Regions from separate parts of the Mus musculus genome. Here region 2 is linked to region 1. Evidence: chromatin loops called from intact Hi-C (ENCODE). Cell type or tissue: left cerebral cortex. All regions are shown on one strand. Links, peaks and the distances in the headings refer to the core of each region. The heading gives the core; the rest is flanking DNA. Region 1 holds the start of S100a7l2 (S100 calcium binding protein A7 like 2). Region 2 has its middle 54 kb from the start of S100a7l2.

The links. Hi-C counts contacts between places; a loop is a spot of excess contacts. Peaks named below come from ENCODE experiments on the same cell type or tissue, not always from the same donor. Only the 100,000 strongest peaks of a DNase experiment are listed, where the experiment ranks them.
Region 2: it touches region 1 in a loop (9-fold over the local background); 2 of 42 quality-filtered maps call a loop at or near these places.

The regions. Positions count from the first base shown.
Region 1 is chr3:91,085,246-91,092,834 of GRCm38, forward strand. S100a7l2 (S100 calcium binding protein A7 like 2) reads right to left here and starts at 5,560. Exons shown (of 3, transcript NM_001101461.2): 1 at 5,533-5,560; 2 at 5,018-5,167; 3 at 2,892-3,204. The coding sequence starts at 5,161. The coding sequence ends at 3,070. In left cerebral cortex, for the core only: no CTCF peak of the experiment used is centred there; no DNase peak of the experiment used is centred there.
Region 2 is chr3:91,140,691-91,148,279 of GRCm38, forward strand. No RefSeq gene overlaps it. Among named protein-coding and RNA genes, the nearest start is that of S100a7l2, 54 kb to the left of the region's middle. In left cerebral cortex, for the core only: no CTCF peak of the experiment used is centred there; no DNase peak of the experiment used is centred there.

The DNA of each region.
Region 1 (7,589 bases), core at 2,532-5,031:
TTAAAATGTTTAAGTTGTCTACAATTTCTAACAGCAAACCTTGATATTTCTGAGAAGATAATGGTGTCTGAAATGATCTTTAAAACAATGAACCCACCTGGATTGTGGCAATGTTAACCACAAGAAAAAGTGCTCTATATCCTTCTGCTGTCAGGTTCTGCTCAAACTGTGGACCACATTGGGTTGACTTCTGTGTTCTACCTAGCTAGCACAGCCACTAATTTGTCAAAAATCATCCAATATCAGCCTCAGAATTGCTGAGTTCCTTCAAGATTAAAGTAAATATTTTAAAGAATTGTGAACTCAAACTACTTAATGCAAATACTACCAAATACAAGGAATTTGAACATTGTGGAAAGCTTGGAAGAAATATCCTGATTATTGTCAACAGGTTCTTGGATTTATTGAATACTGATGCTGAAATGTGTCATTGCCTTCTAATACTGGCCTACTATTTGGCCAAAGGTCAATATTCCAATCAGGTTTCTGATACAGGGATTGTTTCTCAAACATAGCAGAGGACAGAAACTCTTTGATGCTTTCAACTGGAAAGAGAATTGGCTGTTTTAAGCTTTTATTTTCAATTTGTCATAAATTTGTGGGGAGGAGATCTGATACAACAATGTGTACTATGTACACAGTTTGTAATGGGATGACCCTTGTGATGGGGACCATTGATTCAGGATGGCCAACTCCCATATTCTGCAAACCCTGGGGACACTCCAGGGGAATGCCTGAGGCAGATTCTCAGAGTTCCAAGGTATTTCTACTCCTCCTCCTTCAGCAGGCATTGCATCAGTCTTTTTAATCCATCTTCCTGCTTAGCTCATGTTCATGTCCTGTACCCTGACCTTCATCTTCCCATTTTCGTCAACCTTCATATGGCATGAACAATACATCTCATATAGTTCTCTCTAGAGGAATATTCTTCCTTCTGGGAAAAGTTGTGAGCTCAGATATATGACATGATTATATAATCAGTATACCATGTGTGGCTTATTGAAAATAAATGTTAAAAAGATCCAGGTACTTTAATATTTCTGATTCACTTTCAATTCGTGAAAATAATGCAGTGTATAGGTTTACATAAGATACTGCATGAGTGATGTTTCAAATATGTTTGAAGTGCAATAGTGGTAACATTTTCTGGTGAGTCTGCATAATCAAATTTTCTATCCCAAGTGTTTCCAATATGGAACTTTGAAACTATGATTTGAGCTAATAAAGACAAATTATATGTCCTATTTCTTCTGTTTAAGATATGGATGATTTGGAATGTTGTTAGATGGCAAAAATACAAGTCATTTTGATAAGTACTTAGTATTTCGTCTCTTTAAAGCTGGACTTTTTGGTAACTTATAGGCAATCCTCATTTCTAACTAGAAATTAATTGTAAGTAAAAGAATTCTGCTTTTCTCCCCAGAATACACAGTTATAATTAAATATTGTAATTTATTAGAATAATTTTCAGTCAATTAGGTGTAAGTGAATTGGAGTAACTTTCATAACTGATCTAGATTAACTCTGGCAAGCTTTAGTCTGCTGCAATCATGTGTCATTGGAGAGAAATTGCTGAATGACAACATTGCTCAACATGGTATTTTGATTCAAAGCGATGTTAATTATGATTATATAGTTTTTTATGCCCAACTTAATGAAATTGCTGTATGTAAGATATGTAATAAAGTAGTCTTAACTATTAGCATGCTTCATTAGCATATTAGAAATTGACATAAAGCTGACCCTTAAAAATGCCTTTGGGAATATTATACATACATAGTTGAAAATGAAACCTGTTATTTTTTTTCAAGTAAGATATACTAAGGAGAAATAAAATTGATTTAAGCAAAAAAATTATTAAGCAACTCCATGGAAAATTTAAATTTCAGTTTATCTCAATGAACTTGATTTTCATGCTTCTGAAAAATTGTTTCCAGTTTTGAAACATATTCAATGGATTCTCTCTTCTAATGTTGCCACTTCCTGTCTCATTAATGATTGTGTTTATTTCACTGATGCCACCAAAGATATTAAGGCTATACATATGGGAGCAAATCAAACTGTTTTGTGTACTAAATTTTGGTCAGTACAGTAGAATAGTTAGGTAATCATAACTAAAAAGCTCCATCTTTTCCATTTATCATTAGTTCTGACTCTCCTTTTATAGCCATCACCAACACTATGATGGGAACAGCTAATACCACAACTGATAAAATCATATGTGATGGTTTGGGTATGCTTGGCACAAGAAGTAGCATTTTTAGAAGGTATAACCTAGTAAGTGTAGGTGTCACCTTGACAAAGGAAGTATGTCATTGTGGGGGTGGGCTTTGAGAGCTTCTTGTAGCTTTCTGGAAATCAGACACTTCCTAGGTACCTTTCAGACAAGAGGTATTACTCTCAGCTCCTCCAATACCATGCCTGACTGAACTCTTTGATACTTCTTGCCATAATGATAAAGGAATGAACCTCTAAATCTGTATGTAAGCCCCAGTTTAATGTCCTTCAAAAGAGTTGCTGTGTTCCTGGTATCTTTTCACAGCAATGAAACCCTAACTAAGACAGAAGTTAGTAGGAGGTACTGGGGTAATTCTGTGATAGCCCCGATTATGTTTTTGTTTTTGGAAAATGTGGATTTTGAAACTTCGGATTATCCCAAGGGGAGTATTGATAGGGTGGTACAAGGGAGTTTGTACTGAAGTCAGAGATGTGCCATGGTTATGGATACAAACAAATATGTCTAAAAACACACCCTCTATTTTTTTTCATTTCTCACTTATTTGTGACAGAATGGACAGGTTAAACCATTCTAGAAGTATGCAGAGCAACTGATGCTCATTCGCCTCGGAAGCACAAGTCCTAAAAGAGACTTCAGAAGCATGGAGAGCACTGGAGTGGAGAAAGATTTTATTTCACTGCAGCTTCCACACACATCCACAATTTCAGTGCCTATGACGATAAATTTTTGAAGCACTGGTTGGACAGAAGAAAGGTGGGCAGAACTGCTTAGGAGCTCTTGACATGGCTATGTCCACCCTCTTCAATGCCATGCACATTGATGTGATGATGCTAACGTTCAAAAGCATTGTTGTTCATCTTCTTGTAGTACACCATTCCCATTCTTCCTATCACATTCAAAGCCTCTTCAAAGCTGCGGTCCTTTGGTTCATCCAATAGTATACTTAAAGGAGTTTCTTGTACTTCCTGGAAGAAAGGTGACTGTTAACATTGATAGTGTCCAGGGAAAAGGACTAGTGTGCACACTGAGTGGGCAGAATGCACATGCATAGTAAAACTGACCAAGGACTCCCCTTTGAGTATAAAAGTGTAGAGAGTTGTGCACATGATGAAACACACTAAGCCGGGGTTAATACTTTGCAATTCGGTTGTGGCAGCCTTCTAAATTCAGAGCTAGGACTCTGTTTTGCAGAAAAGGCAAGACAGTTAATTTGTCTAGAAATAGCCCACATTTTTCTCTATGGAAATTTAGCCTGCATAAAAGCCATCTTCCTTGACAACTGGCCTGTCCAAGGTTGAATGGTTTTTACAGTTGCAGAGGCTGAGAACACAGGAAACTAGAAGGGCTATAAACACAAATCTCAGGTGGAGAAAGCAGTGTTCACTCCCTTATTCTCAGTTACTTCCTCCTCATTATTCCCCCTGGAGGCAACTAATTAGTGACTCCCACTGAAATTATTGACTGGGAAACCCTGAGAAGAACATGGCAGTATGGGCTCCTGAAGTGCTGGAACTTTCTAGGTTTTAAAGCATTTTGTAATAGATGTGAGGGAGCTTAAATATACTAGTGATGGTTCTTTCTGTGTCTGAGACCACCAGCAGCTACAGATATTACACTCTCTTGCTGTGACACCTTGCCTAAAACACTTTGTACCTGACACATGATTTTCTAACAGTTCCTGTGTCAGGTTAGGGAGTAGAATTCATGGAGGGGTAAAGCAGAAACAACTCTGCACAGAAGATTCCTGTACACCTCCTCTGTCTGTCTTGAAACAACATTCTGAGTTACTGACTTTCCCATTCATTACAAGTTATCATTGAGGCTAGAAGTATAGTTCTAACATTTGTTCTCCCTTTGCAGAACACTATCAGTACTGATAGTGGCTAACAAACATCTGTATTCTAGTGAATGAACCTAATTTCATAATCAGCCTCCATAGATGACAAACACACACACACACACACACACACACACACACACACACACACACACACACACACACTTACTGAACATACATATATCTCAGGGAAAAGAATTATACACATAAAAATACACATTACAAAAATAGAAGTAATATCCACATCACTAATACTGTTCCAAAAGAGAAAATTTCTATCTTAAGGGAATGCAAGGAAGGCTAATGTTCTGATTGCAGACCTTAGAGATATAATAGAGCCTGTGGCCTGTGAGTCACTTTTCTCTACCCATGTTTCTCTTTCCTCAGGTTTGATTAGGGAAAAGTAAACATCTTGAAATTTAGTTTCCTTGTGCTCCATTTCCAAGAATTTTGTACCCTAGATCTCTAGACTAAAAGGAACCAACTAGGACTATCCCAAATCCCCTTTGTAGCTTAATGTTCTGCCCAGTCAATCATCATCTTGGAATTTGTCTTTTTATAAGGACACGACCTTAGGTCATCTGTTCCCACTTTACAGTGAAAAGTCCATCATTTTTTACCATAGCCCTCAGCTTTTCTTTATCAAAAATGAACGATCAAACAAAGAAAAAATAAAACCAAAAGCACACAAGAAAACCCAAACCAGTCTATACTCCAGGCCACTAGGGCACTGAATTTAACTGTTTTTCAGTTTGTGCCTCTGTGTCACAGGTGAACAACTCTATACCACTGTCTAGAACATGGGATCTCACAATAGAATCCATCTCCAGTTTCCTAAGTATTAATAACTAAATATGACCACCCCAGTCACCCTGAATGGAAAGAGTTTGAACTTTCTCATTTTTACAGACATAAACTCCAAACTCAGGAACAAGACCTACCTGGAGAAAATTTGGAAATTCACTTCTCACCAACTTTCTGAATTCCTTCTCACCCAGTATGACTGTCGTTCCCAGAGCATAATTTGTGAAGTTCCTGTAGAGCATCATTATTTTGTGCTCACTTGGGGTCAATCCTTGGTCCATCTTATACTGTTGGAAGAAGGGAAACATAAAGCTGCAAGGAGAAGAGTAACTTTTTCACCTTTCCTTGACCTGTTCTCTGGAAAGGAGCAAATTGGTAAATAAGGAAAACATCATATAAAAAGAAATCCTTGGATCCTGTGGAGACAGCTTGTTACTCACATGTAAAAGATGAGATTTTTGAGTTTTTAGAGAAAATCAAAAATTAAAGCATTTTGTAGCTCTTAGAAACAGTAAAGAAAACAACAAACCAGTTAAGGTCAACAGGAGAGGTGTGCAGGTGGAGGGTTTGAAACAATTCTAGGTGAAGAAAATAGTAAATAACTCTTACCCAGGCAGCAGAATCCTGCCAGGGAAATCTGGAGATTACTTACCAAAGGAGAAGAGCCACCCAGAGTGTGCACAAGAGGAGGTGCACAGAATCATTTATAGGTAGGACCAGACTGTACATATGACTCTCCCAGGGAAACACTGAGTCACATTGATAACGTGGTGACCCTGCCAAGTCTACAATTGGGACAAAAACCAATCTCTCTCTCCACCCTTTCTTTCTATCTCTCTCCGTCCCTTTCCCTCTTCCCCTCCTCCCTTCATTCTCTCTCTCCCCTTTTCTTTCTCCTTATTTCCCATTTCACACCCCTTTTCTTCTCCCCTATCTCCCTTTCCCACTATCCCTACCTTACTTCCTTTATTTTTTCCTCTCTCTTTCCTTTTGAATCTTAAACCTGCTATTAGGGTAGGAAATGTCACACAAATGATTTGTATACCAATCTTGGTTAATCAAGAATAGTTTGTTGAATGTACAACATAATGCTGGACATCCAGGTCCAGAGATGAAAAACTATAACTGTGACACCAGTCTGTCCTCAGAGAAACCTTTTAATAAAAAAAATAAATAAAAAAGTTCAAAATATCAAGGCAAGTAGAGAAGATGTACCATGAATTTGGATAACTAGACAAAGTATTATCAGCTAAATTTTAAGTTGATTAGTACTGAGTGAGTTGAGAAGAGTGGTGGACAGGTGGTAAAATTGGGAATTTCAGATTCAGATAACATGGTACACATGATTCAACTATAAATATCTAACTTATTTCAGAATGCAAAATGGATTTTCCATGTTAATATACCTCAACTGTCATATTATCTCGAGAAAATGTCCTAAGAAATTGAATATATTGGCTAATAGTACTGTCTACCTCAATTTTGTCACTCCAGCCCTCTACAGACATAAGTATCAAACAGTACTATTATTTTCCTAGTTGAAGTAAAAATTAAAGCCTGATTGAGGATTGGAGTGTGGCTTTCTTCTTTTCTAAATACATGCAGGCTTGTTAAAGGGAAACCCAAAATCCTTGACTCCTATCAGAAGAGCTACCTGGGATAGGGCAGAAAAAATATTGCCTCTAGACTCATTATTATTTTTTCATTCTGTAAAACTTTTCTTAAGGTATAAATGTCTTCTCAAAATATATAAGGTTGCAGTGTATATACAAACTTTGTGTTGTGTTATTAGTAGTCACACTGAGTGCAAGCCAGTTTTACAAATAATCTTCATATACCTTCCTGTACATGTTATCCAATTTGTGTCTAAAACATATAACTAGAAACCAAGTTTATGAACCTTAGATATACTTAATAGATTGTGGGACTCAAACTCTTTGGAGATCTGTAGAATATGGTATTAAAATGTTTAAATTTTCTACAAATTCTAACAGCAAACCTTGAGGTTTCTGAGAAGATAATGGTGTCTGAAATGATCTCTAAAATGATGAACCTACCTGGATTGTGGCAATGCTACAAACAAACAAACAAACAAACAAGCAAACACTGCCCCTTAACCCTTATGCTCTCAGGTTCTGCTCCATCTATGGACCACATTGGGTTGACTGCCATGTTCTACCTAGTCAGCATAGCTACTAGTTTGTCAAACACCATCCTAAGGTCATCTTCAGAATTGAAGAGTTCCTCCAAAAATAACATAAAAGTTTTAAAGAATTGTGAACTCAAAATACTTAATTCAAATACTACCATATACAAGGAATTTGAACATTGAGGAAAACTTGGAAGAAATAGCCTGATCACTGTCAACAGGTTCTTGGATTTATTGAATACTGATGCAGACATGTGTCATTGCCTTTAAATACTGGCCTACTATTTGGCCAAAGGTAAAATATTCCAACCAGGTTTCGCAAGTATAGCAGAGGATAGAAACTCTTTGATGTCCTCAAGTGGAAAGAGGATTGGTTGTTTTAAGCTTTTATTTTCAATTTGTCATAAATTGATAGGAGATCTGATGCAACAATGTGTACAATGTACACAGTAACTAATGGGATGACCTTTGTGATGGGGACCATTGATTCAGAGTGGCCAACTACCATATTCCACAAACCCTGGGAACACTCCAGGGGAATGCCTGAGGCAGATTCTCAG
Region 2 (7,589 bases), core at 3,295-5,794, 56 kb after region 1:
AAGATCTGCCTTAGTCCGTGGTGATCTGACAGGATGCATGGGATAATTTCAATATTATTGTGTCTGTTGAGGCCTGTTTTGTGACCAGTTATATGGGCAATTTTGGAGAATGTGCCATAAGGTGCTAAGAAGAAGGTATATCCTTTTGTTTTAGGATAAAATGTTCTAATGATATCTGCTAAATCCATTTGTTTCATAAATTCTGTTAGTTTCACTGTGTCTCTGTTTAGTTTCTGTTACCAGGATCAGTCCATTGATGAAAGTTGGGTGTTGAAATGTCCAACTATTATTGTTTTAGGTGCAATGAGTGTTTTGAGCCTTACTAAAGTTTCTTTAATGAATGTGGCTGCCCTTGCATTTGGAGCACAGATATTCAGAATTGAGAAGATTCTCAATTCTCATCTTGAAAGATTTTTCATTTGATGAGTATGAAGTGCCCCTCCTTGTCTTTTCCGATAACTTTGGGTTGGAAGTCAACTTTATTTGATATTAGAGTGGCTACTCCAGCTTGTTTCTTTGGACCATTTGCTTGGAAAATTGTTTCCCCGCCTTTCACTTAGAGGTAGCCTCAGTCTTTTCCCTGTGGTGGGTTTCCTGTATTCAGCAAAATGTTGGGGCCTGTTTGTGTAGCCAGTCTGTTAGTCTATGTCCTTTTTGGAGGAATTGAGTCCATTGATATTAAGGGATATTAAAGAAAAGTAATTGTTGCTTCCTGTTATTTTTGTTGTTATAGTTGGGTTTCTGTTCTTGTGGCTGTTTTCTTTTAGTTTGTTGAAGGATTACTTTCTTGGTTTTTCTCTTGCATAATTTCGATCCTTATACTTGTGTTTTCCCATTATTATCCTCTGAAGGGCTGGGATCATGAAAAGATATAATGTGAATTTGGTTTTGTCATGGCATACTTAGTTTTCTCCTTCTATGATAATTGAGAATTTTACTGGATATAGTAGCCTAGACTAGCATTTGTTTTTCTCTTAGGGTATATATAACATCTGTCCAAGATTGTCTGGCTTTCATTGTCTCTGGTTAAAAATCTGGTATAATTCTAATAGGTCTGCCTTTATGTTACTTGACCTTTTCCCCTTACTGATTTTAATATTCTATCTTCATTTAGTGCATCTGTTGTTCTAATTATATTCTGTAGTGAGAAATTTCTTTTCTGGTCCAGTCTATTTGGAGTACTGTAGGCTTCTTATATGTTCATGGGCATCTCTTACTTTTGGTTGGGGAAGCTTTCTTCTATAATTTTGTTGAAGATCATTAATGGCCCTTTAATTTGGAAAAGTTCAACAGCTTCTGGGACAGACCCTGTTTTGGGCTCCAGACTTCTGGGCACCTTTCCCGCCAGAGGAGAGGTGTATACCCTGCCCAGGAGGGCTCTGCTGCTTAGCAACTGGGGGAGCCATTTTGGGTCCTGGATCCTTCAGTGACTAGTCTGCACAGGTAAGTGTGCAACTACAGAAGCTACACAGCTTCTGTGACAGGCAGAAATGATACATCTTCTGGGACAGGCACTGTTTCAGGCCTACATCTTCAGCCATGAGGTAGGTCCAAACTCCAGATATCTCTGCACCTTCCCTGCAAGAGGAGAGCTTCCATAGAGAGTACTCTGATCACTGAAACTCAGAAGAGAGCTATACTCCGAGGTCTTCTGACAGAGGGTAACAGAATCACAGGAGGAACAAGCTCAAACCAGAGAAACTATAACAACTAACTCAGAAGATTACCAGATGGCACAAGGCAAATGTAAGAATCTTACTAACACAAACCAAGACCACTCACCATCATCAGAACACAGCACTCCCACATCATCCAGTCCTGCATACCACAACATACTCAAAATGCAAGACTTGGATTTAAAATCATATCTCTTGATGCTGGTAGAGGACCTCAAGAAGGACTTTAAGAACTCACTTAAAGAAATACCGAAGAACCCTGCTAAAGAAGTACAAGTCCTTAAAGAAAAACAGGAAAACACAACTAAACAGGTGATGGAATTGAACAAAATCATACAAGACCTAAAAAGAGAAGTAGACACAATAAAGAAATCCCAGAGTGAGACAACACTGGATATAGAAACTCTAAGAAAGAAATCTGGAAACAGAGATGTGATCATCAGCAACAGAATACAAGAGATGGAAGAGAGAATCTCAGGTGCAGAAGATTCCATAGAGAACATGGGCAAAACAATCAAAGAAAATGCAAAATGCAAAATTCAAAAGATCCTAACTCAAAACATCAAGGAAATCCAGGACACAAGGAGAAAACCAAACCTACAGACAATAGGAGTAGATGAGAATGAAGATTCTCAACTTAAAGGGCCAGAAATATCTTCAACAAAATTATTGAAGAAAACTTCCCAAACCTAAAGAAAGAGATGCCCATGAACATACAAGAAGCCTTCAGAACTTCAAATAGAGTGGACCAGAAAAGAAATTCCTCATTACACAAAAAGGAAAAAGGATAGACACTACCTCAGAGTGAAAGCCTGGAAAACAATTTTCCAAGCAAATGGTCCAAAGAAACTAGTGGGAGTAGCCATTCTTATATAGAATAAAATTTACTTCCAACACAATGTTATCAAAAAAGAGAAGGAGTGGTGCCACACAGTCTGGTCGAGTCAGTTTGACAAACCGAGAGGCTTAAAAGCTACTCACAAGGCAAAAGAGTTTCACAGAAACTCACTCCTAGAGTCTGGCGTTCTCTCTAACCCATACATTAATATTCTATTCCCGCGTTAGTCTAGTGTATAGATATACGTGCTCTCTTTTAGTATTATCCTATTATAAGTGCCTTTTAAGATTGAATTCTGACATAGCTAAAGCCAGTGTTCCAACAGTTCTAAAACGTCCTTGAGAAAGACCAGGGCTTAGAATTCAGGAAGAATGTTGCTATTCAGTGACATTCAGGATAGCCTCTGGTACTACACTATCACTTAGAATAAAAGCCAAGTTGCTCCCATATACAGAAATTTACAATGGTTCAGGAAGTAGATCGGGCTGTGGTTTTAGAGTATTGCATTATTCGTGAGATGGTTAGCTTGTATGGAACTCCCTAGTTAAAACCATGACTTGGGTGTGAAAGCCCTTGCCCTAGGAGAGTAAAGACCTCACACCTGGCTTCTAAGACTATAGCTGAGTTACACCCATACACACACATATTTACAATGGCCTAAGGGGAAGGTGGACTATACAATAGACTAAAATAGGACTATGGCAAGGGCACGAAGCCCTTGACCTCGGCTTCTAAGATTAAGTGAAACTTAGGTGGAGCCTTTGTTGATCCCAGTTATTAACAATGAATTCTATCCCAGGTGGTTCCTGTTAGACTTTCTGTGTTTACATTCCTCTCTTTTATGTAAGAATCCAGTAACCTCTTTGTACCTTGCAAGTGTGTCACCCAACTTCCTTATTGTCTTCTGTATAAAAAGTTTGATGCTCGATTTGACAAATTACATTCAGATTCTACACAACCTCTCCTGTGTGCATCTGTCTGTCAATTTATCCGATGCTTTGCCCACCCACAACTAGAGACCCATTCTACACAGACAAAAGGGGCACAGAGGGTCTGCGGCAGAGGGGCACTTCATACACATCAAAGGTAAAATCTACCAAGATGAACTCTGAATTCTGAATATCTATGCTCCAAATACAAGGGCAGTACATTCATTAAAAGAACTTTAGTAAAGGTCAAAGTACACATTGCACCTCACACAATAATAGTGGGAGACTTCAACACCCCACTCTCACAAATGGACAGATCCTGGAAACAGAACTAAACAGAGACACATAGACACTAATAGAAGTTATGAAACAAATGGTTTTAGTTGATATCTACAGAACATTTTATCCTAAAACAAAAGGATATACCTTCTTCTCAGGGCCACAGGGTACATTCTCAAAAATTGCCCATATAATTGGTCAAAAAAACAGGCCTCAACAGATACAAAAATATTTAAATTATCCCATGCATTCTATCTGATCACTATGGACTAAGGCTGATCTTCAATAACAACATAATAATAGAAAGCCAAAATACACATGGAAACTGAACAACACTCTACTCAGTGATTCCTTGGTCAAGGATGAAATAAGGAAAGAAATTAAAGACTTTTTAGAGTTAATAAAAATGAAGCCACACGTATCAAAACTTATGAGACACAATGAAGGCAGTCCTAACAGGAAAACTCATAGCCCTGAGTACCTCCAAAACATAACTAGAGAAAGCATACACTAGCAGACTGACAGCACAACTAGAAGCTCTAGAACTAAAGGAATCAAATTCACACAAGAGGAGTAGACAGCAGGAAATAACCAAACTCAGGGCTGAAATCAACCAAGTGGAAAGATAAAGAACTATTCAAAGAATCAACCAAATCAGGAGCTGATTCTTTGAGAAAAATCAACAAGATAGATAAACCCTTAGCCAGACTAACTAGAGGGCACAGGGACAGTATCCTAATTAAGAAAATCAAAAATGAAAAAGGAGACATAACAACAGAACCTGAGGAAAACCAAAACATCATCAGATCTACTACAAAAGGCTATACTCAACAAATCTAGAAAACCTGGATGAAATGGACAACTTCCTAAACATATACCAGGTACCAAAGTTAAAGATTAACAATCTAAACATTCCCATTTCCCCTAAAGAAATAAAAGCAGTCATCAATAGTCTCCCAGGATCAGATGGGTTTAGTGTAGAGTCCTATCAGACCTTCAAAGAAGACTTAGTTCCAACTCTTCCCAAACTATTCCAAAAAATAGAAACAGAAGGTTCCCTACCTAATTCATTCTATGAAGCCACAATTATTCTGACACCTAAACCACAGAAAGATCCAACAAAGAAAGGGAACTTCTGACCAATTTCCCTTAGGAATATCTATGGAAAAATACTCAATAAAATCCTCACAAACCGAATCCAAGAACACATCAAAATGATCATCCATCATGATCAAGTTGACTTCATCCCAGGGTTACCAGGATGGTTTAATATACAGAAATCCATCAATGTAATCCAATATATAAACAAACTCAAAGAGAAAAACACATGATCATCTCATTAGATGCTGAGAAAGCATTTGACAAAATTCAACACCCCTTCATGATAAAAATTTTGGAAAGATCAGGAATTCAAGGCCCATTCATAAACATGATAAAAGCAATCTACAGCAAACCAGTAGCCAACATCAAAGTAAATGGTGATATGTTGGAAGCAATCCCACTAAAATCAAGGATTAGACAAGGCTGCCCACTTTCTCCCTACCTATTCAATATAGTACTTGAATTTCTAGCCAAAGCAGCTCAACAACAAAAGGAGATCAAGGGGATAGAAATTGGAAAGGGAGAAGTCAAAATATCACTATTTGCAGATGATATGATAGTATATATAAGTGACCACAAAAATTCCACAAGAGAACACCTAAACCTGATAAACAGCTTCAGTGCAGTAGCTGGATATAAAATTAACTCAAATAAATCAATGGCCCTTCTCTACACAAAGGATAAACAGACTGAATAAGAAAGTAGGGAAACAACACCCTTCACAATAGTCACAAATCATGTAAAATACTGTGGCGTGACTAACTAAAGAAGTAAAATATCTGTATGATAAGATATTTAAGTCTCTGAATAAAGAAATTGAAGAAGATCTCAGAAGATGGAAAGATCTCCCATGCTAATAGATGGTCAGGATTAATATAGTAAAAATGGCTATCCTGTCGAAAGCAGTCTACAGATTCAATGCCATCCCCATCAAAATTCCAACTCAATTCTTCACTGAGATAGAAAGGGCAATTTTGAAATTCATCTGGAAAAATAAAGAACCTAGGATAGCAAAAACTATTCTTAACAATAAAAAAACCTCTGGTGGAATCACTATGCCTGACATTAACCTGTACTACTGAGCAGCTGTGATAAAACCTGCATGGTACTGGTACAATGACAGACAGGTAGATCAATGGAATAGAATAGAAGACCCAGAAATGAATCCACAAAGCTATGGTCACTTGATCTTTGACAAGGGTGCTAACAACATCCAGTGTAAAAAAGACAGCATTTTCAACTTATGGTGCTGGCACAACTGGCGTTTATCCTGTAGAATAATGCAAATGGATACATTCTTATCTCCTTGTAGAAAGCTCAAGTCTAAGTGAATCAAAGACCTCCACATAAGACCTGAGAAACTGAAATTTATAGAGTATAAAGTAGGGAAAAGCCTCCAAGATATTTACACAGAGGAAAAATTCCTAAATGGACAACAATGGCTGGTGCTGTAAGATAAAGAATTGACAAATGGGACTTCTTAAAATTTCAAAGCTTCTGTAATGCAAAAGACACTGTCAATAAGACAAAAAGGTCACCAACAGATTGTGAAAGGATTTTTACCAGTCCTAAATCTGATAGGAGACTGATTTCCAATGTATACAAGAGCTCAAGAAGCTGGACTCTAGAAATTCAAATAACCCCATTAAAAAATAGGGTTCAGAGCTCTACAAAGAATTCTCAACTGAGGAATACAGAATGTCTGAGAAGCACCTGAAAAAATGTTCAACATCCTTAGTCATCAGGGAAATGCAAATCAAAACAACCCTGAGATTCCACCTTACACCAGTCAGAATGTCTAAGATCAAAAATTCAGGTGGCAGCAGATGCTGGTGAGGATGTGGAGAAAGAAGAACACACCTCCACTGCTGGCAGGATTGCAATCTTGTACAACCAGTCTGGAAGTCGGTCTGGAGGTTCCTCAGATATTATTGGATATAATACTTCTGGAAGATCCTGTAATACCTCTCTTGGGCATATACCCAGAAGAAGCTCCAACTGATAATAAGAACACATGCTCCACTATGTTCATAGCAGCCTTATTTATAATAGCCAGAAGCTGAAAAGAACCCAGATGTCCCTCAACAAAAAAATGTATACAGAAAATGTGGTACATTTACACAATGGAGTACTACTCAGCTATCAAAAACAATGGATTTATGAAATTCTTGGATAAATGGATGTGTCTGGAGGATATCATCCTTAGTGAGGTAACCCAATCTTAAAAGATGTCATTAGATATGCACTCCCTGATAAGTGGATATTTGCCCAGAAACATAGAACAACCAAGATACAATCTCCAAAACACAAGAAGTTCGAGAAGAGGGAAGACCAATGGGTGGATACTTCATTCCTTCTTAGAATAGGGAACAAAATAACCATGAAAGGAGTTACAGAGACAAAGTTTGGAGCTAAGATGAAAGGATGGACTATCCAGAGACTACACCCGCCCCCTGGCGATCCATCCCATAATCAGCCATTAAACCCAGACATTATTGCATATGCCAGCAAGATTTTGCTGAAGGGACCCTGTTAGAGCTGTCTCATATGAGGCTATGCCAGTTCCTGGCAAATAATGAAGTGGATGCTCACAGTCATCTATAAGATGGAACACAAGGTCCCCAATATAGGAGTTAGAGAAAGTACCCAAGGAGCTGAAGGGGTCTGCAACCCTATAGGTGGAACAACAATATGAACTAACCAGTACCCCTAGAGCTCATGTCTCTAGCTGCATATGTAGCAGAAGATGGCCTAGACTCTTGGTAT